Regions from separate parts of the Homo sapiens genome. Here regions 1 and 3 are each linked to region 2. The links are chromatin loops, found by intact Hi-C in ENCODE. Cell type or tissue: PC-9. All regions are shown on one strand.

The links. Peaks named below come from ENCODE experiments on the same cell type or tissue, not always from the same donor. Only the 100,000 strongest peaks of a DNase experiment are listed, where the experiment ranks them.
Region 1: it touches region 2 in a loop (8-fold over the local background); 4 of 110 quality-filtered maps call a loop at or near these places.
Region 3: it touches region 2 in a loop (8-fold over the local background); 21 of 110 quality-filtered maps call a loop at or near these places.

Annotation. Positions count from the first base shown.
Region 1 is chr9:87,563,918-87,571,917 of GRCh38, forward strand. The region is part of intron 2 of DAPK1 (death associated protein kinase 1); the gene reads left to right. Among named protein-coding and RNA genes, the nearest start is that of DAPK1-IT1, 14 kb to the left of the region's middle. RefSeq lists enhancers at 1-372, 4,271-4,440, 6,222-6,391, 7,216-7,716. In PC-9, no CTCF peak of the experiment used is centred here; DNase peaks (open chromatin) are centred at 404, 6,194 and 7,114; H3K27ac peaks cover 1,929 bases.
Region 2 is chr9:87,332,332-87,340,331 of GRCh38, forward strand. No RefSeq gene overlaps it. Among named protein-coding and RNA genes, the nearest start is that of DAPK1, 160 kb to the right of the region's middle. RefSeq lists a silencer at 4,137-4,306. In PC-9, a CTCF peak has its summit at 4,725 (motif pointing right); DNase peaks (open chromatin) are centred at 4,790, 5,630 and 6,370; H3K4me3 peaks cover 1,365 bases; H3K27ac peaks cover 1,238 bases.
Region 3 is chr9:87,809,689-87,817,688 of GRCh38, forward strand. It overlaps the pseudogene LOC100420576 and the pseudogene ELF2P3. Among named protein-coding and RNA genes, the nearest start is that of SPATA31E1, 69 kb to the right of the region's middle. In PC-9, CTCF peaks have their summits at 3,375 and 3,576; no DNase peak of the experiment used is centred here.

The DNA.
Region 1 (8,000 bases), 230 kb after region 2:
GCTCATGCCCTCTGTGACAGCCGCGTAGACCTTCTTGCCACAATGGCATAGTTTTTGGCGCCATTTTGGATATGTTCTTTATTTAGTTTAGGATGCCCGTCTCCCCTTTTCCTCCTTGGAGCTTCTTTTTCCTATATTCAAAACCCAGGTGCTTCTCCGGATTCCCTCTGGTGCCCTCCATACACATCTCTGTTACTGGCACTTTACTTTCTACATTGCACTCTGCTGATTTGTTTACAGTTTAGTCTGATGCTGACCTCTGTAGGAAAAGAGTCTATTTTCTCTCTACTGGCTCTTGGGCCCTGACTCAGATCCTGGCACACAGTATGCTTGGTGGGTTATTGGGTGACAAGGCATAGAGAATAACTACTATGTGATGTCAGGGGGTATGGCTGACCAGTCCTGGCTGTCCCATTCACTGAGACATGTGTGACAAATGACTCACCACTTAAGGCCCATTTTTGTTAACTGGGAAATGAGGGTTTCTGTCTTAGTCCACTTTTTCCTGCTCTAACAGAATACGTGAGAATGGGTAATTTATGAACAATGGAAGTTTATTTTGCATATGGTGCTGGAGGCTGGGAGGTCCAAGACCATGTCACCAGCATCTGGTTATGGCCTTCCTACTGTGTTATTTCATGGCAGAAGGCAAGAGGGATGGGGAGGGAGGGAGGGGGAGAGAGAGAGAGAGAGGAGGAAGGAGCAAGAGGGAGGGAGGGAGGAAGGGAGAGAGAGAGATTGAGAAAAAGAAAGAGAGAGAGAGAGATGAAGCAAGGTAAACTCATCTTCTTAATCTGGAACCAGCTCCCACAATAACTGCATTAATTCATTCATGAGGCAGAGCCGTCATGATCTAATCACCTCTTAACGGTCTCACCTCTTAACACTGTTGCATTGGGGATTAAATTTCTAACACATCAACTTGGGGAACACATTCAAACCACAGCCAGTGCCACTGGCTATTCTGATTCCAACTTTCTTATGTGGTAGAAGCAATAAAGACTCTTGGATTTCTGAAGAGGAAGAGCTGATAGCCCTGTGGTTTCATTTCTTCATTGGTTTTGGCTGAAGGCAAGTGGGTTTCACTGTGTCTGGGAAAACACAGTGAAAACCAGGAAGACCCTATCCACATTTGCTGAATGCTGGCAGGCAGTGTGCTGTGGAAATTCCCAGAAAGACTTTTCACACAGAAGCTCAAAGGGCCCGAGGTCACGAATGCTCCAGAAAGCACCACCACAGCTCCTTGGTGACTCCCAGGATATGTTGCAGAGGTCCTGGCAGCCTGGAGGGCAAACAGTTGAGAGCATGAAAAACGAGTGTCGAGGCTGTAGAGAAAGAAAAACGTGAGACAGAACTCAGGGAGACAAGTTTGCCTCTGGGAGCTTCTCTGAGGGGTTGAAGCAAAACGCTGAAGAATCACAACCCCATCCTCTGTCCAGAGCAGAATCTGACTTGAGGATGCAGCTCTCAGGATCAAAAGCAGAGGAGCTCGAGGGATGATGTCTTCCAATGCCCCCTATTTTATGGTTGGGGAAAGTAAAGCCAGGAGAGGTGAAGTGCCTCACTACAGGTCATTGCAGCAGGCTAATAGGAGAATGGCTAGTATGGCACTAACTCAGGTTACAGATGGAAGGGAATTTACCTTCTGAATTTCTGGACCTCCAAAGAAGGCTGAATGTTGTGATGTTCTTTCTGCCTAGAAGAGAAGTAAAATGATGAGGAACTCAAATCCGACTTCTTGAAATCTGAGGTTTGGGCTTGAACCCAGACCTACCATTTTCAATTTACTGTTCTTTTCCCCGTTTTTCACTCTTTCTTTTTATCATCCTGTTTCCACTGCTACTATCATTTTTATTATTGCTACTCGCTACTCCTAGTTGTACACGAACATTTATCTTTACCATATGGCAGGCACTGTGCTAAGCTCTTTACATGTATTATCTCATTTCATTCTTCCAAGAACCCTGAGAGGTAGGCATTATTCCCTTTATTTTGCCAGTGATGAAACTGAGACCCAGAGAAGTTAAGCATCTTGCCTGAGGTCACACAGCATTTAGTGGCAGTGCTGAGATTTGAACCTTTTGTCTCTCTGTCTCAGCATTCTTTTTTTTTTTTTTTTTTGAGTTGGAGTCTTGCTCTGTGGCCCAGGCTGGAGTGCAGTGGCACGATCTTGGCTCACTGCAAGCTCCGCCTCCCAGGTTCACGCCATTCTCCTGCCTCAGCCTCCCAAGTAGCTGGGACTACAGTCGCCCGCCACCATGCCCGGCTAATTTTTTTGTATTTTTAGTAGAGATGGGGTTTCACCATGTTAGCCAGGATAATCTCGATCTCCTGACCTTGTGATCCACCCGCCTCGGCCTCCCAAAGTGCTGGGATTACAGGTGTGAGCCACTGTACCCGGCCCTCAGCATTCTATTAAGAGTTCTTGGAACTGCATCTCAGCTATGTCATTATAGAGTTGGTAGTCAACTATTAAGCCATTCTTGTTCTTTAGGAAAGTAGAATCTATATATCTCCAAGATGATATGACTCAACAAAGTAGGGCCTCCAAAAATTGAGGCTGTAAGCAATGCCCCAAATGCTCCAATGAAAGAGGAAAAGTGGAGGGAGGTAAATAGTTATTGGTAAGGAAATTTTCTAAATAAGTAAGCTCAGGTTATTTAAAGGATCTACCAAAAATAAGGTGAGGAGAATCAATTTTGTAAGTAGTGATGGCTACAGAACTAGCCTAGACCAAACCTGGCTGATTGTGACAAATACTAAATATAAAAACAAAATGAAGCAAAATTGTAGACTGACTGATGTTCGGAATGAGAAGAACAAGGATGGGTTGGACACGTTGGTTGGACTCTTGGAAGGATGAAAGGAAAGCAGCAAACACTAACAAGCTGGTCATCTCAGGCCAACCGTGTTTCTTTGTCTGAGCACATCATTGCACTGATGAAACAGAAATTTTATCACAGCATACAGGGGGTTTTGGCAGGTCCCTCCTTGCAATCACTATGGAAAGAGCATGAACTGATAACTATACATTCGGGTGCCTGGTTGCAAAGAAAAATAGCAAGAAAGCTCATTAATGAAGGGTTGCTAATGCAGAGAGAAGCTCCCCAGAATTCACGTTGGCAGTTAATCTGAAGATATAGATGGACTGCTCATGAAATCTAGAGTTCCTTCCAAAACAAATTATTGTGAGATTAAAATATTCTCTTTCTGTTGGCACAGCAAGTGAAGGCAAAGTCATGGGAACCTGGTGGACTTTAGAAATGCTTGGCCTCTCCTCCCGTGGTGGCTGGTGCCAAGTCAATCTGTAGCTGATTATTGTCTCGAATATGTACTCAAATGAGCTGTGTAGTAGGCCATCTGCTGTCTCCTCGACTCAGCTGATAGGCCCTGGAAAAGGGAAATCCTGCCAAAATGCAAATATCCTACTTAACTGATAATATAGGGAGAGGAGATACAGGCTGTGGGGGAATGGGGGTAGGGAAGGGAATGGGGCGTGGGGAAGAAATAAGTGACTGTCTTCACCCTTCCTCGATGTCTTTCCATCCTCCTGTGTTTCTTCCTGTTAGAGAAAGACCAGGTGTGGATCAGTAGACCCCGCTCACAATTGGAGTTGCGGGGTCAGACTGGAAGTAGCCAGGGAATTAGGCTCGGTTGTGAGGATGCTTTTTGTAGCCTCTTCATTTGAATTCAAGAACCTATAGCCTCTTGGTTTCCACTGGCACGCTTGCCATGGTAGGAGCCCTTGTTAGGATTAAGCTTTTCTCAGTGCTGGAGATGGAGTTGTTGCACTCATAGGGCTACCACCTGGATTCCTCAGATTGCCTCCGAATGAGTCTGTGAGCCCCACCCCACCGGACCTCCCTCCATGGCGTCCCTCCCAAGCATGACTCAAGGGTTCTGAGTTGCTGTGTTGAATGGATTGGCTAGCGATCGTTTCCATGGGCATACTGCTCCATCATTTCCAAATGCTTTCGTGTTCACTTTCAGTTTCTTTTAATATTTATAGACACCCCAAAAAGGCTGCCACTATTCAGTTGAAATGGTAATGCTAAGGAAACTAAGGCTCCAAGAAGACGGTCCAAGGTCTCATGGCTAAATGAGTAGAAGACCAAAACTGTGATTACAAAGCTGTCACCAGCTCTGCCCCTTTAGGGTGAGTTACTGATGAAAGAAGAGTTGGCTCTGCAGACAGCAGTGAGGAGGAGTGAAGCCACCCAGGCATAAGGCACCGGGGAGCTGCGGGCCTGTGTCCAGCTGGAGCGCACGGGGCCATCTGAAGGGGCAGTCGCTATGCATTGGGCGCTGACTGCCTGCAGGCCGTGGGCCAACGCTGCCAGCTCTTCCAAGTCTTCATGCATTGCTGGGAATCAGAGTTTTAAAATATTGACAGTGGATTCAGTTCTTTTCAAAACACTGTGCCCATTGCTCTGGATCAAACAGACACCATCCCACACAACACTCCAGTTGTGATCAGTGGATTAAAGCAACACTCCTTGGTGAATAGGCTTCTTTTGATGGTACTTGCATTTGAAAAGAGTTTTGTTGAAGCAATTTAGCTTCTAATTAATGCATTCTGTGGGGGAGATGTTTTTTCATGGAGTCATCTTCTTGTGCCTGCTCTGGGTCCCCCAGCTTCAAGGAATGTTGGCTAAAGAGAGTGGGAAGGTGGGATGCAGTGTGGGTGGCGTCACCTTGCAGCCTGACCGTGCCTCCTCCGTCCTCTCTGCACAAGGTGACAACCCACTAGGATATGGAAGGGGAAGGCTGTCACATGTACCTTGTGTGATGCACCCAAGTTATTACAAATCATTTTCTAAAAATCCTTGCAGAGTGGGTAATGGGTCTCTGAGCCATATAGTGTTGGGGCTGTTGCAAAACTGGTCCACTTCCAAATTGCAGGCCTTGATCATTTACTCCCTGGGTGGGAAAGGGGAGCTCTCCACAGTAAAGAACTCATTTCTTGTCCTCAGATGTGTGGTGGTCTGATGTGATGAGCAGACTTTATACTGAGAAAGGAATTTTAGAGGAATACAGAATCCAGCTAACTTAGTAGGAGTGATTAAAAAATACTGGAGGTGTGGGGCGAGGCAGATTCTCTTGATAGAGGAAATTCTCCAGGTCACGTGTGTTTTTTTAATAAGTAGCATCCCTTTGCATTAACCTCAGTGGTTCTCAGCCTTGGCTGGTTGGGGAATCCCTCTGAACTTTAAACACTGCCTGTACTTGGGCTCAGCCTCAGAGATTAGGACTTAATTGGTGTGGAGTCTGGTGAGGGCATCTGGACTTTCAACAGCTCCCCTCCCCCACTGACGATGGTTGAGAATTACTACTCCAGTCTGTGAGTTTTAGAGTTCACTGTGCATCAGAAGCACCCAGGAGCTCTTTAAAATGCAGGTTGCTGGGCTTTGCCCCATGGACTGAATCCAGAGTTCACGGGGGAGCCCAGGAACCTGTATTTTTCAAAGCTCTACCTCCAGCGAGACTCAGGTGATCATTGACTTATGTGCTTCATCGCAGGTGCCCATATAGAAATACGCAGATAGGTTATTTCAATTTGCAATTAATACATATAAATACTTTAGTGTCCTACTTTTGACAAGCAGTTGGATGGAAAATCGATCTTTTGAAATGGATGTCAGTTTAGGCTCAAAACGTGTGATTACCTAAGTTCTCACTGCTGGAGAATTCAAGCTGATAGGCCATGTTTTTCAAAGGAAGTGGGTGCAGAACTGGATCCTGTCAGTGTCAATGCGGGTGCATCCGGGTGTGTAGCAGTGCCTTTTGGTTAAACCCAGGCTTTCCCTACGAGAGGTCTTCCAGTCCATTAATCTTGTGTTAAGTTTCTTGGCTGGAAGGGTGGTTTATAGAAGTGGTGCCAAACAGCTGTAAATGCAAGGCTGAGAACTATTTGTCCTCTTCCTTTATTTTTAAGACTTCAGAAAACAACTTTCACTAAATTGGTAAATAAAGTTTTAGGTATTATTTTCTGATTAATGAAATCACCATAAACTACTACTTCTAGACTTCCGAATGTCATGATTTTATTTCTGGTCTTATTATATTTGTGTTTCTGAGTCTTAATGAGCTAGAAATGCTTATAAGACAAAAGCAATGTGTGTTTTTTCCTGCATCAGATTCTTTTACACCTTATCTTGAAGTTTGCATAACTGAGTCACTTTCTATTTTTTTTTAATCACTTTGATAAGAGAAAAATTTATGTTAGTTGCAGTCCAGGAAAAAGAAGGCACAAACACTGCTGATCAAATATTACTAAAGCTTTTATGGACTCTTGAACCTCATTTTCCCTCCCATATGTACACAAGACACACTTCATTCTTACTCTGTTTATGCCTCTCTGTCTAATAGAAACTTCACTTCTGACTCCAGCTTTGTCTAATTATTAACACAGAGAGGTACTAGAAGTTGTCCATTAGCAAAGAAGAGAAAAATTATGTTTAGGGAACTAATTTTATAACAGCTTAAAATGGCTTTGATGTAAATCTGCCAGATGCCTCTTTTTATATCATCAAATACTTTGCTTTACCTTGAAGAATATTACCCCCAGGTTGGGACAGGAGCTTTCCCATTCTTTTCATTATTTTGTATGTAAAAAAAACCCAAAAAGCCAGTTGTACCTCTCGTAAATAATACATGTTTTCCTCTGCAGAACTGTAGTCTATGTGACACCTACAAACAAGGGACTGCTTGAGGAGTGAAAACCTGGCTTAACCCAGGCGTGCACTTCTTAGGGAATTCTTTATAGGAAGGAGTCATCATTCATAGCAGTGATTTAGAAGATTTCATTCCAAAGATTGAATTGCCTGTTCAGCTGTTCAAAATGCCTGATTCCCCAGATTTCAGGAACAGCAGAGAGGGGAGAGAAACCATTTGCAAACACATAGGGTGTCGAGTAAGAGTCTCAGAGATTTTTTTCTTCCCATCTGAAGTGTCATATGCTCAGTTTGCTTCCCTTGCTTACATGTGGAACTGACCCCTAACTGTGCTGATAAGAGAAGAATAAGTAAGTAAACACCCCCAGGATTTGAGGCTGATAGAAAAGTCACTTGGTTTCAGTGAACTGGACTGGAACACGAGCTTTTTGTTTGCTCTTGAAAGTTTAGCACTTGAATTTCAGGTTGGGCTGTTTAGTTCATTAAAGAAAATGTGGATGCCTCATGCCAACGCCTGTTTTCTTTAGGCCTTGAGAATAGAAGGCATTGTGTATTCGGTACACACACACTAAGGGAACAGTGACTTAATTGTACCCTGGGAACAAAAGCCATTACCTGAGGACAAGATGGGAGACCCCAGGCTTCTGCTCTCTGTTTCTCTCTGCAGAGTCAGCATTGCTGGGAACCCTGGAGCAAGTATCTGAACTGTTGCTGGTGTTTGCCTGTGAAATTGTAATCATGGGCTGGTTTCTCCTGGAGCTTAAACATGAGGGGAACTTGGCTCTGTGGGGAACCTGACTTCTTGTGAAGAGACCCAGAGCCTAGGCCCCATCCCCCACCCCCCAACACACACACACACACACACACACACACACACACACACCAACACACACACACACACACCCCAACACACACACACACACACACACACACACACCAGAAGCGAAGCAGGCGGAGAGGGAAAAGGGAACAGAGAGGGTTTGGTTCTCCCATTTGATCTGTCTCCTTGCAAACGTTCCAGTGACATAAATGGATGGTTGCATCCTGCGGCTGCCCATCCGTCTGCCAGCAGTCCACCTTCAGCTGATGCCATGTAAACAGCGTTTGCACACTTTCCTTAAACAGTGATCTGCGGGCAGTGCGTGCGTGCCAATGAGAGAGCTTGGGGGCCTTTGGAGTTTTGGGGGATACCCTTGATTATTCTCTCACACAAAGGTGGTGCCTCTGTGTCCCCTGGGATGGGGACATGGGGGTTGGAGGCCTCTCTCCTTCTGAGGGGCTAAGTGGTTGGCCTTGCTGTTGGCTTGAGCCAGCTCTTTGGTTGCA
Region 2 (8,000 bases):
TGTTAAATTTTAGGGTGGTTTGTTACTAGCATTAGACAGCTGAAATACAAATCCTGTGCAAATCTCCAGCGATAAAGCAGTTGTGTGCATTTGATCCCAAAGGGCATCATTTTAAGCTCATTTGCATCATATAATTGTTTAATTCTTCCTGAGATATAATTGCAAATTATCCAAGTCATGCTTGCAAGTGAATCAAGAAGAAAAAAATCTTAATTTTATTAACTACTGATTTACCCACATCAATCTGATTTACACACCAACCTTTATTTTGATGCTTCCTTGGATGGAAAAATAAATAAATAAAAATAAAGCCCAAGGTCAAAACAGTCAAATAGAAACTAGTAAGTATTTCTTGAGTTACTGCTTCCTACTATCATGGACACTTTGCATGGTGGTGAAAATAGAAGAATCTTTGCCCTCAAAGTTCTCACCATATGACAGATAAGAACAGGCCAGGCTTCAGAGGCTGGCAACTTGACTTTGCCATCACATTGCCTCTCATACACCAGTCTCCATACTCTGAGCACCCACTAGCTAGCTAATTAGCAGTGACTGCTGTCTATTTCCAGGAACATCTATGTGAGTCCTTAGGATTGTATACAGAGACAACCCGAGTGCCCCCCGGCCCTTTCTAGGGTCTCTCTTGCTCAGATTATGAGCGAATGGGAGCCAAGGGATGATTTCAGGGGGAGCTCTGCAGACCCAGTGTTCCAGGTCTTCCATGCCCACCAGCCCTCTGCCCTGGTGCCTGCCACCACTGTCCTGGCCTTCGACTCCAGTCCACGCTGCTAGACTCTCCTGTAGAAGTCAGGCATGGTGGCTCATGCCTGTAATCCCAGCACTTTTGGAGGCTGAGGAGGGTGGATTGCTTGAGCTCAGGAATTCGAGACAAGCCTGGGCAACATGGTGAGACCACATCTCTACTAAAAATACAAAAAATTAGCTGGTGTGGTGGTGCATGCCTGTGGTCCCAGCTACCCTGGAGGCTGAGGTGGGAGGATGGTTTAAGACCAAGGTGCAGTGAACCGAGATCACACCACTGGATTTCAGCCTGGGTCACAGAGCGAGACCTTGTCACACAAAAAAAAGAATCTCCTGCAGACTTCTAACCTTCACGTGCTGTGGGCCTGTGTCCACACCTCCACTTATTTCTCCCAGGCAGCTTGGCCTCTGTCAACCCTTATGTCCACCTTTCAAAGAAAGGTCCCACAGCCCTTTCATTTGGATCCCTTGGAACTCCAATCTTTCCTTTATGCCCCAGGACCTGTCCTCCGCTAAGAGTCACAGCACTCTCAAGTGAGGCTGCAGGACTAGGAGGAGGTGATGTTGGGGTGCCCTGCCCTGGGGGAGGCACAGCCCCACACCGAAGCACACCCATGCTCCCCTCCTTCACCCAGATCCCTGCTGCTTCACCTGCTACACCCACCACTCTTCAGAGGTCCTATTGCTATCTGACATTGTCTTGGGTATTTACCCATTCTAGTTTTTATTGCCTGTCCCCTCTCATGCCCCGTGGAAATGGCGATTGCTTGTCTATTTGTTGTCAGGTATCTCCAACGCATCATGTGGCACATAGTAGATGTTCAATTAGTATAGTCATCCTTTGCTTAAAGATGGTGATACATTCCAAGAAGTGTGTTGCAAGGCAATTTCATCATTGTGTGAACGTCATAGCATGTACTTATGCAAACCTAGATGGCACGGCCTACCACACACCTAGGTTATATGGTACAGTTTATTCCTTCTAGGCTACAAACCTGTACTGCAGGTGACTATGCAGAATACTGTAGGAAACTATAACACGATGGAAGGTATTCATGTATCTAAACATATCTAAGCATAGGAAGGGTATAGTAAAAAATGTGGCATGAAAGATTTTTAAAAAGTGGTACACCTGTATAAGGCAGGCCTGCCTATGAAAACCTTGTGGGACCACCATCATATATTCAGTCCATCATCAACCGAAATGTCCTTAAGGGGCACATGACTGTATATGTTTAATCAATTACTATTTATTCCTCCTTTGTGGTGGATTTTCTTTCAGGAATTCAATGGTTTTATCCTACAGACCATCAGGGGCTCTCTATGCCTATATAGTCTTCCCAGTCTAGTGTAAACCAAGGGAAGTGTCAGGGAATCTTAGTGTCCCTTGACATGCTGGGGCTCCCAGGGCACTCCATGAATAAATAGAAAGCGGTTGTGTCCAGGATATGCAGAGGACTCTGGGGAAAGTATGAATCATCAGGCCCTGATAGTTTGAAAGTGACCTTTCACACCCTGCCAAGACACTGCATTACCGAAGAAGAGGTAATTGATGGCACAAAGCAATAGATGGTGCCCGATAGAATGGATTACAAGAGGATAGACCATAAACCTCAGCCATGATGCCTAACAAGGAATGTTCTCAGAACTCTGTAGGCCCAATCTCAGAACAAGTGAATTAGAATATCTAAATCAAAGGCTAAAATGCGCTTAGAAAATGCTTGCCAAGTGAAATGACATGATTCACTTCGGGTTAAGAACTATTGGCCTAGGCCGGGCATGGTGGCTCACGCCTGTAATCTCAGCACTTTGGGAGGCCAAGGCGGGTGGATCACTTGAGGTCAAGAGTTCGAGACCAGCCTGGCCCGCATGGTGAAACCCCATCTTTACTTAAAATACAAAATTTAGCCAGGTATAGTGGCACATGCCTGTAATCCCAGCTACTTGGGAGGTTGAGGCAGGAGATTGCTTGAACCCTGGAGGTGGAAGTTGCAAAAAAAAAAAAAAAAAGGAAAAAAACTACTGACCTAAAGAAATAAAAATTCCTTTTTGATTAGAAGGGGCTAATATTGTTTTGGTGTAGGTACTGGATTGGCAAGAAGGCTGTCCTGCATAAATTCATGTCTTTACAATAGGCTCCTATTAAAATGCACCAGCTTCTCCCAGTCTCCTTGCCTTTATCTTCTAAGGAGGTTATAATGCAAAACCAAACATCAACCAATCTTAGTTTGGTCAAGTCAGGAAAGAAACAGCAGGAGAGAAATAATACAGAGGCTGCATTATTTGCTTTCCAAGTTATTATCCAAACTATGAAATATTTGCATTTTGGGGACTAATAAAAATAACATAATAAAATGAAGATAATATCTTTAATGCTATCATCTTCCAATAGCTTTGTTATTGAGAAATACTGGTGTGTTTTTCTATTTGCATTTCCAAGTATATACTCACTCAATCTGCCAGAAGCATCCATTTGCCTCTAAGAGGATTTAGAATAATTACATCAGGAATGCACAAAAGGAGTTGATTTTTCTGCTTTGACTACACAAATTGTATTTTTGTGTCTCTAGAAATAGGATCGTTTTGACAATTCTGAAGAATCTAAGTGAAGCTTGGCAATACTGATTCTGCTGCTTTGCTGTAAGTCATAGGATAGAAAGAATGCAAGATGTGCCGGGCATGGTGGCTCATGCCTGTAATCCCAGCAATTTGGGAGGCCAAGGCAGGCAGATCATGAGGTCAGGAGTTCAAGACCAGCCTGGCCAATATGGTGAAACCCCGTATCTACTAAAAATATAAAAATTAGCTGGGCGTGGTGGCGCACACATGTAATCTCAGCTTCTCAGGAGGGTGAGGCAGAAGAATCACTTGAACCCAGGAGGCTGAGGTTGCAGTGAGCCAAGACTGTGCCACTGCACTCCAGCCTGGGCAACAGAGCGAGACTCCATCTCAAAAAAAAAAAAGAAAGAAAGAATGCAAGATGTGATGAAAGGAAAACTTCTGATATACAGAAAGGAGAAGAACCTTCCTCTTCTAGCCCAGATGGAACATGGGAGGGAAGAGAGAAAAACAGAGTGAAGAGGTTGGTTGCCAATGTCTTTGATATCTATCCCTTTCTGCGACCTTAGGGTAAACTTGGAAACTCCCAAGCCTGTCTTTGGGAAGTGGGTCTTTGGTATACCCTCACATCCAACATGGCAGGACTAGCAATGGTGAATAAGATATCTACGTAGACATCCTGAGAAAATGTTACTGGTGCCCCAGAGCCTATGCATGGTCTGCAGAAGATCCACAAACGTGTCCTCAAAGGTTCTGAGATTAGCTGTGCTGACCAAAGATCACAAAGCTATGGGGTCTGTGGAACATGGGGACTCATGACCCCTACCTGACATGCAGCCAGAAGGGACCAGCTGCACACAACAAGCTCCATGCAGAGACCCATAGAAGGCCCAGCCCATCTGCAACTAGCAGATGAAGGACTGGTGCTCAGGGACACAGTATCTCCTCCCACCACCCCAAGGTTATGTCACTTCTTTCATGCAGCCAGATGCCATCTAGCGGGGTGAGGAAAACAGCAAGAAATCTGAAATACTGAGATAGTTGAGAAACAGGCTCTCTCTCTCTCTCCTGGGTTTTTCTCCACCCCCAGCACATGAAAGAATTGTAAGGAAATTTAGATGATTGATAATAAACTATAAAATATAAAATCTGGATTATCATTATATATTTTATGGTGATGGGTAGATTTCCATACTCGCCACAATTACTAGCCTTTCCTAAATTAGGACATTTTCTGGAATGTTCTTCTAATAAAAACTAAGTCATTATCATTATACTTAGATTTTATAACCAAGAATTCCAAAGTCATATTACCAGTCTACTACGCTTTCCCAATGAATCCATCCTGTAAGTCTAATTTCTAAATACACTTGTTGTCCACAAGGTGGCCCTAGAAGCAATAGAATACAGTTCACCTCCAGAGCAGCCCGACCGCTAAAAGGACTCAATCCTTTTTGTTTTCCCATTTATGAGCAATTAACGGAGTGAGAACAGAAAAAAAAAGAGCACAATTAAACATTGTACTAATAAACTGATAACGCGTCTTCAGTGTTTGTTTTTACCAAACAGAGCAGAACTATGAATCATGCGGCCGCGGAACTGCACACCTTGGCTGTGTATGGCACCGAGGCACCTTGCGTTACCTCCGAGGATGTCTGCCAATTTTTTAAACATGCAAAACCATAGTGTCAGTAAAAGAAAAGTTCCCAGAAGACTCGCAATTGTGCAAATGGGGGGGGAAAAAAAACAAACAGGCATCAGCCATCACAAAATTCCAGATTGCCAGATTCCTTGATTGTGGCTTTTAAGCAAAACACAGCCAGCTGCCTGTATTTAACGTTAATTGTTAAGCTCCAAGTCTCAGCCAATCATTTTACTTCTGAGCTGGCGCTGTAACAGCAACACAAATATGAAACTCTCTCCCTGACCCAGTTTAGTGTGGGGGGGAGGGGGGAAGGAGACAATGAATAATTAATTCTGGGATTTGGTCAGCTTTCCTGTGAAGAACACATCGCTAGCTTCCTAAAGCAAAACAACATCTGTGCCTGAAAACTTCTCTTGCGTCTTCAAGATGAGCTGATGGTGTGTTTATAAACCCCGTAAAAATCCACCTCTTATCTCTTCTCCCCACCAAAGAGCCATGTTCGCACTTTAAGGAGTGAGTCTTCTGTTTATGATTGGCTAGAGGGGTGGCCACCTTTCTCATGTGGTCCTCTGCTGAGAACTCACTCGGCTGATGATTTCCCTGTTCTTGACCCTTTGTGTGATTTGAAGGTTTCTCGCTCCTCCCAGATTGCTAACAGCGCCAAGTATCTAGTCTCCTATTTTTCCTCGGGGGATGGATACCTTAGCCTCCTTTCTCGGTCTGGAATGCAAAGAACGCAGCTTCATTTGAGTGAATGGAGAATTCTTTGTAGGCAGAAACGATCTCTCACTCCTCTCTCATATTCCTGTTCAATCTTTCTATCTCATAAACCATAAACGACAGGCAGATGTCTAAAAAAGCATCTGGTTTTTAGAATCCCCCCAGTCACCGGACCTGGGGGGAGGTGTCCTCCTCCAGAGCACACCGAGCAATCTCCCGCAACCAATCTGACTTTTTGAGTCTGGCTTTGAGGTCTTGTTGCCAGAAAAGGGAGTCCTGAATCCAGACCCCAAGAGGGTTCTTGGATCTCACGCAGGAAACAATGTAAGGCGGGTCGCAGAGTGCAGTGAGAAGAGAGAGTTGATTGAAAGATACGCAGTTACAGAGTAGGGATCCTCAGAAAGCAAGAGGAGGAACGCTTCATCTTTGTTTTGTTTTTCTTACATGGGGGTCTTTTCTATGCAAAAGATAAGCTATGTCTCTGTGCAGGTGGGCTGACAGCATGGCAAAATTGCTTATTTTTTGCTGACTCAAAGAAAACTCTCCTAGTCATATAGTGTGTAAATACATCAAATCATACGTGTAATTACCTTAGAAGCATGCATTGTTATGGATATTGGGACATCTGGACATTCCATTGTCATAGGAGTGTGTCCTTGCAGGTATCATCAAGCTGTTTTCTGAACTGTAAACATCTTAGGGCTGTGGGTTGTGACCAGCAAGGAATGTGCCTTATTAGTGTCAAGATGGAGCTGAACTTCAAATGACGTGACTCTGACTCTCCTATGCTCTTGTTTCCCTAACAGTCTGACAAGGTTAACCTTCAAGGACTGCATCAGGAATTGGTCACAGTGCTTAGCAACAGGTTCTCTTCACTCTTGTCATTTACATATAGACGACAGCTAATATTCAAATCCGTGTAGGCAAACCCACAGTTGATTAAATTAAATCTCTTCTCTAGCTTGATTTGCATAACTTGAAATAATCAGAATAGAGAGTGAATGCATAATTGAAAAGAGAAAATACGTACTGCAGCTATTTGAAACTAGATGTCGTTGAATTAAGCTTGTAAATTCTGATAGTACTGAATGTACAACTGTTCTAGGCTAACTTTACATTTGAAATGTTAAGAAATGTGAGTTGTGAACTGGAAAGTTAATTAACAAACAAAATCTTAGAATATTGCACTTTGTTATGGCAGCCCTAGAAATAAACAAAATTTAAGAGAAAAAAGAAATTTTTTGACTAACAATAACAACATTTTAAGTTGTTTTTTTTTTTTTTTTTTTGAGACGGAGTTTTGCCCAGGCTAGAGAGCAGTGGCGCAATCTCCACTCACTGCAACCTCCGCCTTCCGGTTTCAAGCAAGTCTCCTGCCTCAGCCTCCAAAGTCACTGGGATTACAGGCACCCGCCACCACGCCCAGCTAATTTTTTTGTATTTTTAGTAGAGACCAGGTTTCACCATGTTGGTCAGGCTGGTCTCAAACTGCTGACCTTGTGATCCACCCACCTGGGTCTCCCAAAGTGCTGGGATTACAGGCATGAGCCACCATGCCCGGCCCCAACATTTTAAATTTTTTAAGAGAAAAACTGTCGAGCAAATGACCTGAATAGTTTGCTGGCACTATTTTACAAGAAAACAGAAGCAGTTCCTGCATACCATGTTCTATTCTAACTCTTGCAAGGAAAAGAATTTAGCCAGTGTTTCCTTTATTTTAGAGCAAAATCTACTCACTGTAAGATCTTCCCCATTACTGCACCCAGACTCCCAGTTCTCTTTCTTTATGGCCCATATAGGACCCTCACACCTCCACCCACTACCCGCATTGCCTTTATGAAAAAGCAGACCCTGATCTGGCTGGGCTCAGTGGCTCACGCCTGTAATCCCAGCACTTTGGAAGGCCAAGGCAGCCAGATCAGGAGGCCAAGAGAGCGAGACTACCCTGGCCAACATGGTGAAACCTCCACTAAAAATACAAAAATTAGCCGGGCATGGTGGCTCAAGCCTGTAGTCCAAGCTCCTCGGGAGGCTGAGGCAGGAGAATCGCTTGAACCCAGGAGGCAGAGGTTGCAGTGAGCCGAGATTGTGCCACTGCCTGCCAGCCTAGTGACAGAGCAAGATTCCATCTCAAAAAAAAAAAAAAAGCAAAGCCTGAAGAAACAAAAATCCACCATGCACCGCAAAGACAGAGAGACCCTGCTGCTAAGCAATGTCACTTTGTAGACCAGGCACAAGCAGTCCTTCATTTTGTTAATTTCACCTTGCCTTGCTGTTCCCATCACCTGGGGTATCAAAAAGAGAAAGGAAAAAA
Region 3 (8,000 bases), 480 kb after region 2:
AATGGCCCCAAAGATACCCCAATCCCTAGAGTCTGTGAATACCAAGCATTACATGGCAACAAGGAGTTTTCAGATGTAATCAGCGTACGGATTTCAAATAGGAAGATCACACTAGGTCATCCTGGTTAGATTAGTCCAACCTAATAAAACTGGCTTTTATAAGCAGAGAACTTCCTTTGGCTAGGGACAAGGGAGATGAGGCAAGACGGGGAGGTGGTGTCAGAGATTCAAAATTTTGACTAACTACTGCTGCTTTTGAAAATGAAGGGCTACCAAGCCAAAGAACACGGGCAGCATTCAGCAGCCAAGAAGGACCCTGGCCATCAGCTAGCAATGAAACGAGGACCTTGATCCCACCACAGAAAGGAACTGAATTCCGCCAACAACCTAAATGAGCCTGGAGACAAATTCTCCCCTGGAGCCTCTTGATAAGGAGCCAGACTGGCTGTCATCTCAATTTTGTACTCAGGAGACCCTAAGCAGAAAACCCAGCCAAGCCGACTGGACTTCTGACCTACAGAAGTGGGAGGCAATCAACAAGTGTTGTTTGCTGCCTCTAAGTGTGTGGTGATTTGTTCTGGCAGCAAAAGAAAATGAATGCCGTTAAGAGGTGAGGTGCAGAAAGAAGAAACAGAGTGGGTCTTTGGATGCCCCCTGGAACCTAATACTATGTTTGACATTGGTGTTGCATCCAGATTTCAAAACAAGATCCCGGCTGTCCTTCTACAGTATCGCCCCAGGAACAACAGAAAGTAGTCACAGGGAGAATCACCAATTCAGTTCTTCTAATGAGGAGCTTAGGAAGACAGAAGTTTGTGGTTTGCCTGCAGTGGCTTTTCTATTTAGTAGGGGGACAGAGATGAGGACTCCAAACTCGTGACTCTCAGCCTAGGAACCTTCCAGAGACCACTCCAGGAGGGACGCATGAAATGTCAGCCCTCCTCACATTTTGCCTGTCTACTCACCTTTCTGTAGACGGCAAAGATGGTTCCAATGGAGGCCAGGCAGTCAATATTGGAAGATTCATCCAGTGGGTCAAAGCAGACCATGTATTTCCTCTAAATCAGAGAGGGAAGCACCACCCAGTCAGCACATCTTCCCATTAGCACAATTGCGCTGTCAGGGCTGTGTGCAGCAGAGAACACCACATGGAAAAAAGATAAGAGAACCATGGCATATCCTTATCGAAAAACACCATGACTTACAGAAGGCAGGGTGTGTCAGCTTACATAAAAATACTCCTTTGGGTTTTGTATTGGACAACTCGCCTGTCCAATGTGAAGACGAGAAGATAAAGTGGGTGGGGTCTTGAAAGACCCACATCCCTACACCTAGCCACTCTGCTGTCACAGGCAGCTCCAGCCATGGAGGGAAGTCCCTGGGTCCTTTGTACAGCCGCCTGTGTGCAAGGTCCTGAGAGAGCCCTTAGTGATGGGGGCTGGAGCCCCTGGCTCATTAGACACCAGTGACAAAACTTCAAGTGAGATGAGGGTCATTTCTCCCTCTACTCAAATTAGTTTTCCCTGACTTTCCAACGAGTATTAGCCTAGTCTCATTTGAGCTTTGTTTCTGTTTTTGTTTTGTTTTGTTTTGTTTTGTTTTGTTTTTTCCATGCTCAGTCAGAGGCAGACAAAAAAAGTTTGATAATCTATAAACTTAGAAATTCCCCAACATCTCTATAGTAATCTAATGTATCCCATAGTGATCCGATTTAGCCCACTCATGCATGTTTTTATTCAGCAGATACTTGTTGAGCTTCCAGCATATGCTAGGAACTGTTCAGGGCACTGGGATTACAGGGGGGCGGCAATACTGGCAGCAAGGCTGATTTCTTGGAACTGAGATTCTAGTGTGAGAACAGGCAGCACACAGGCCAGCACACACACAAATAGGTTGTGGTGTGTGCCCTAAAGAAAACCTACGCAGGCTGGAGGGGCTGGTGACCCATGAAGGGGGTCACATTTGATGACAGTCTTGACTAGCATTAAGGAATGAAGACACACAGAGAGACCCAGAGAACAGATTTTTTTTTTTTTATCAGACAGTCTCATTCTGTTGCCCAGGATGGAGTGCAGTGGTGTGGTTACAGCTCACTGCAGCCTAGAACTTCTGGGCTCAAGCAATCCTCCCACCTCAGCCTCCTGAATAGCTGGGACTATAGGAGCACACCACCATGCCCAGCTAATTTTTCAATTTTTTGTATTTTGATTTATGTTGCCCAGGCAGGTCTCAAATTCCTGAGCTCAAGTGATCCTCCTACTTCAGCCTCCCAAAGCGCTGGAATTGCAGGCGTTAGCCACCACGCTCATCTTAGAGAGGAGAGTTTTAGGCAGAGAGATTAGCAGGTGTGGAGTATTCAAGAGCTGGCATGAAAACCTGTGTAATTCAGACCAATGGTAGAAGACAATGGTAGATTAGACAGGAGAGAGAAACAAGGGTCATGTCAACTGAAGTTGAAAGTTTAAAATAATAGGGGTGATGTGGCTTAAATTGTGTGAGACAAGTGTAAAAGTGCCTTGCACAGTACCCGGCATATAGCAGAGGTTAAATAAATTTGGCTTTACTTTACCTTTTCCATTCTTCCAGCTGATCACAAAGAAATAGCCTCTTGTCCCCAATTTCCAATGTGTAAAAGAAGGGCAAATAGCCCAATAGATGCTATTCTATTTGAGAGAGAGGCAGGTCAGTGCTTTGTTTCATAGTTCATTGAAATATCAGGGCCAGTGTGCTCGTGACTCCTAAGGAGTTCAGCCAACTTTTTGGGTCAAATAGAATAGCATCTATTCTGTGTTACTATATTGCTGCTGAACATTGGTTGAACCTTTTGACCGCCAGCAAATAAAAAGCTATTCATGGACCCATAGTGAATACGGTCCCTCCCTAGCCATGCCCTGCACTAACCAACTTTACCATCGTGTTGAACAAGAGCACAGGATCCTCGTGATTTCCTTTCTAGAGTAGTCTAACAGCTCATCAGGCATGAAGAAATCTCTGCTGGAACCATAACCCCCTTGCAAAATGTGGGGTGAGGGTGGCAGTGGAAACAAGAAGAGGGGTGAGAGTACGAGGCTGTGTTTTACATCTCTTCCCAGGAACTCTGGTTTTTACTGGACTCCACATGTTCAAGCCACTGACAGATAAAGTCAACAGCCGTGAACAACCGCCCACTGAAGTGGTTCCGTACATCACTCTGAACTATTTCCTGAATGAATCACTGTCCTACTGTAGAGTCTTCTTTCACTAGACAGCTCAAGATTTCCAACTAGAAAAGTGGCAATCCATTGTTTCTAGAAAACAAATACTAAGAAATAGAGGAAAAATCCAGAAATTAAAGAAAAACAGATTGTTTCTGGCTTAGTAGCATCATCTAATGGCGAGCAGGGGCACTGCAGCCCCTGGACGCACCTTCCTGGCGATGATGGTCACGTCCTTTTTCTTTTGTATGAGATGGGGATCATGGGCTGAGCAGATGCCCCAAAGGTGTCTGCCATGCTGTATGCAGGAATGCTGAGGTTTCATGCAAAAACGTATGTTGGGATCACTTGACGGGGTGCATGGAAAGTATCCTAGCAGAGTTTTGCTAGTAGAGAATGTGCCCTCCGCTAGTACTCTAGAGTCACAGCCCAGATCCTAGCCTTCGGGTGGAGGTGCCGCCCTATGAACGGCCATCAGACTGTCCTATTGTTCAGAGACTCCTTTCGTCCTTACTACTTCATCTCAGGCCTGTGAGGATCTCTACCAAGCAGAGCAAGCCCATAAATAAATAGCTTTGTGCTCACCAATGCATCAGTGGCGCTGAAATAACTGTGCAGTGGACACCACTCTCCCTCCCTCTGGGCCTTTCAGCTGCTCTGTGTGTCCACGCTGTTGTGTGCCCTGAAAGAACTTTGAGATTTGCTGAAAGGTCTCCAGCTGCAATTTCAGACCATGTGGATAACTCAAATGTCTAACATTTAAATATGGCTGAAAGGGGTCGACTGCTGGGCTGGATGGTGGCAGAAGTAGCAGGCTTTCCCTTGGATCTCTTTACAGGGCAGAGATGACTCCTTACAAATGGCACCAGTAATCCCTCTGCCTCCTGATACCCATCTAACAGAAAAGTGCACCCTGCTCATAAGAAAACCCCAGGCCACATTTGTCTTATGTGACCCTGGTCTCTGGCTACAGCTGACTTGACACAAACTAAGACAATCAGATTTTTTTCTTCTGGAACTTGCTGTGAGACACAGAGACACAGTGGACTGGATGACAATGCTGGGATGTGAAGGATGTGTCCTCGAGGCTAGGAAGGCAGTAGGTGCTGGATTTCATGAGAGTCCCCTGAAATATTCCAACAAATTCCCTTTCTGCTTCAGCCAAAATGAATGGGTTTCTGTTACATACAGCAAAGTTGGCCTTGAGTACAACAACAGATATTACAATTAACATTTTGCAAATGAAGAAAGGGAGACTCAGAGAGGTTAAAAATGTTGCCAAGCTCAATCTACCCCAGTCAGGATAGCATAGATTATGCTGCAGCAATAAATAAGCCAGAAACCCCAGTGGCTTAGTACAGCAAAGATTTGTTTCTCCTTCCCATGCCAGGCTGATAGCAACAGGGTAAGTGGCTCAGGCCTCCAGGCTCCTGCTGAGTCGTGACCCTGTCTCTAAATGCATGGCTTCAGAGGTGGCTCAGAAGGGAAGAGAGAGGATGAAGGATTGAGCCTTGGGTGTAATTCTACCCCCACTCCATTTGACAAAACCCCTGGCCCTCAACAAAAAGCAAGAGAGGCTGGGAAATGTAGTCTTCCTATGGGCCCAGGAAGAGAAATGGGTGTGGGGAGACTGATCTCCACCAGCCTCTCACACAACTGGGATGGGCAGAGGCAGAACCTGGCCTAAGGCCACCCTGACCCCAGCATAAGGCATCTCGCCAGCACTGGTGCCAGCGGCCTTCTCTGCAGCTCACCAGGACTCCACTCTCCATCACCAGCATCTCCATCCACCTCACTCCAGCTGTGGCTGCCACAAGGAGTCCTTGCACCTCATGGCAGCACCTCAGTGCTTCAGGGACCAAAGGATGCATCTCTTTTTATTTTTCTTTTATTTTTAGTTTTTTAATTTTTGTGGGTACATAATAGGTGTATATATTTATGGGGTACATGAGATGTTTTGATACAGGCATGCAATGCATAATAATCAGATCATGAAGAATGTGGTGTCCATTCCCTCAAGCATTTATCCTTTCTGTTACAAAAATCCAATTATCCTTCTTAAGTTATTTTTCAATGTACAATTACTTTATTTTTGACTATAGTCACTCTACTGTGCTATCAAATAGTAGGTCTTATTAATTCTTTGTAACTATTTTTTTATACCCATTAACTATCCCCACCCACCCCTGCCAATCCCCTCCCACTACCTTTCCTAGCCTCTGGCAACCATTCTTCTGCTCTCTATGCCCATCAGCTCAATTGTTTTGATTTTTAGATCCCATGAATAAGTGAGAAAATGCCACGTTTGTCTTTCTGTGCCTGGCTTGTTGCACTTAACATAATGACCTCCAGTTCCATCCATATTGTTGCAAATGACAGAATCTCATTCCTTTTTATGGCTGAATAGTACTCCATTGTGTATATGCACCACATTTTCTTTACCCTTTCATCTATTGATGGACACTTAGGTTTCCTCCAAATCTTAGTTATTGTGAACAGTGCTGCAGTAAACTGGGGAGTGCAGATTTCTCTTCAATATACTGATTTCCTTTCTTTTGTGTATATACCCAGCAGTGGGATCACTGATTTGTACGGTAGCTCTATTTGTAGTTTTATGGGGAACCTCCTAACTGTTCTCCATAGTGGCTTTATTAATTTATATTTCCACTAATGATGTATGAGAGTTTACTTTTCTCTAGATTTATACTCATGTGTGCAGAAAATGCTGAAGATTCTACCAAAAAAACCTGTTAAGATAAATGAATTCAGTAAAGTTGCAGGATACAGAGACAAAATACAGAAATCGGCAGCACTTGTATACACTAATAATGGACTATCTGAAAAGAAAATGTAGAAAAAGATTCCATAGAAAATAGCTACAAAAAAACGAGATGCCTAAAAATAAATTTAACCAGGAGCTGAAAGATCTCTGGTTTGAAAAGTATAAAACATTGGTGAAAGAAATTAAGCGGATGCAAATAAATGGAAAGATATCCTGTGTTCTTGCATTAGAAAAACTAATATTTTTAAGACGCCAGTCCTAACCAAAGCTATCTATAGATTCAATGAAATCTCTATCAAAATACCAGTGACACTCTTCACAGAGATAGGAAAAACAATCCTAAAACTCATATGGAACCAAAAAAGACCCCAAATAGACAAAGCAGTCTGGAGAAGAAGAAAAAGAAAGTAAGCTCCAAACATCATACTGCCTGACTTCAAAATACACAATACACTACAAAGTTATAATAACCTAAACAGGATGGCATTAGCATAAAGAAAGACAAATAGACCAAAGGGACAGAACAGAAAGCCCAGAAATAACTCCATGCATCTACAGCCAACTGATTTTTGGCAAAGTGCCAAGAGCACACATTGCGAACAGGACAGACTCTTCAACAAATGGTGCTTGGAAAACGGGATGTGCACACACAGAATGAAACTGGATTTCTATCCTTCACCAGATAGAAAAATAAACTCAAATGGATTAAAGACACAAATATAAGACCCCAAAATATGAAACTACTAGAGGAAAACAGCAGAAATGCTTTAAGACATTGGCCTGAGCAAGATTATTTTGAACATGACTCCAAAAGAGAATTGAAGCTACTGAAGCCCTGCTTCCTATGAAATCTCCCACCTACTTGAGGGATTCAAGAAGTCCTGAATTTATCCATGTTGCTATGAGGCCAGATATCATTACAGAAACTGTAGTGGAGGTGTCAACTGAGGGGTCTGAACCAACGGATACCTCTCCTATTCCTACATCACCAGATAGCCATGAACCAATGAAAAGGAAAAAAATTGGCTGTAAACCAAAGACCCAACAATCACCAATTTCCAGTGGGTCTCCTGAGTCAGGTATAAAAAAAAAGATGAGAGAAGGAAAAGGAAACATAATATATTTGTGGGAGTTTCTTTTAGATCTACTTAAAGATAAAAATATTTGTCCCCTCTATATTAAATGGATTCAGAGAGAAAAAGGCATATTCAGGCTGGTGGATTCAAAGGCTGTCTCCAAGTTTTGGGGAAAGCATAAGAACAAACCAAACATGAACTATGAAACTATGGAATGAGCTTTGAGATTCTATTACCAAAGGGGAATTATTGCAAAGCTACCAAAAGGGAAGTCTTGCAAAGGTTGAAGGACAGAGGCTTGTATATCAGTTTAAGGATATGCCCAAAACCATAGTGGTCACAGATGATGACAGAAGTGAAATCTGTAATGAAAATTTAGCAGGAGCTACTGATAAAAAATCATTGGAACGAGTGTCACTGTCGGCAGAAAGTCTCCTGAAAGCAGCATCCTCTGTTTGTGATAGAAAAAATTCATCCCCCATAAACTTCTCCAGAGCAGAGAAGAGTGTAGCTAGAGTCGTGAATATCACTTCCCCTGGTCACGATGCTTCATGCAGGTTTCCAACTACCACTGCATCTGTATCAGCAACAGCAGCTCCAAGGACAGTTTGTGTGGCAATGCAAGTACCTGTTGTAATGACATCATTGGGTCAGAACATTTCAACTGTGGCAGTTCAGTCAGTTAATGCAGGTGCACCATTAATAACCAGCACTAATCCAACAACAGCGACCTCTCCAAAGGTAGTCATTCAGATAATCCCTACTATGATGACAGCTTCTACTGAAAACCAAGAAAAAATCACCATGCAGCCTGTCAAAATTATTACCATCCCAGCTACACAGTTTGACTTTGTCAACTACAGACAAAGTCAAATTTAACTGGATCAGGAAGCATTGACATTGTTGGAACACCATTGGCTGTGAGAGCACTTACCCTTGTTTGTTTCA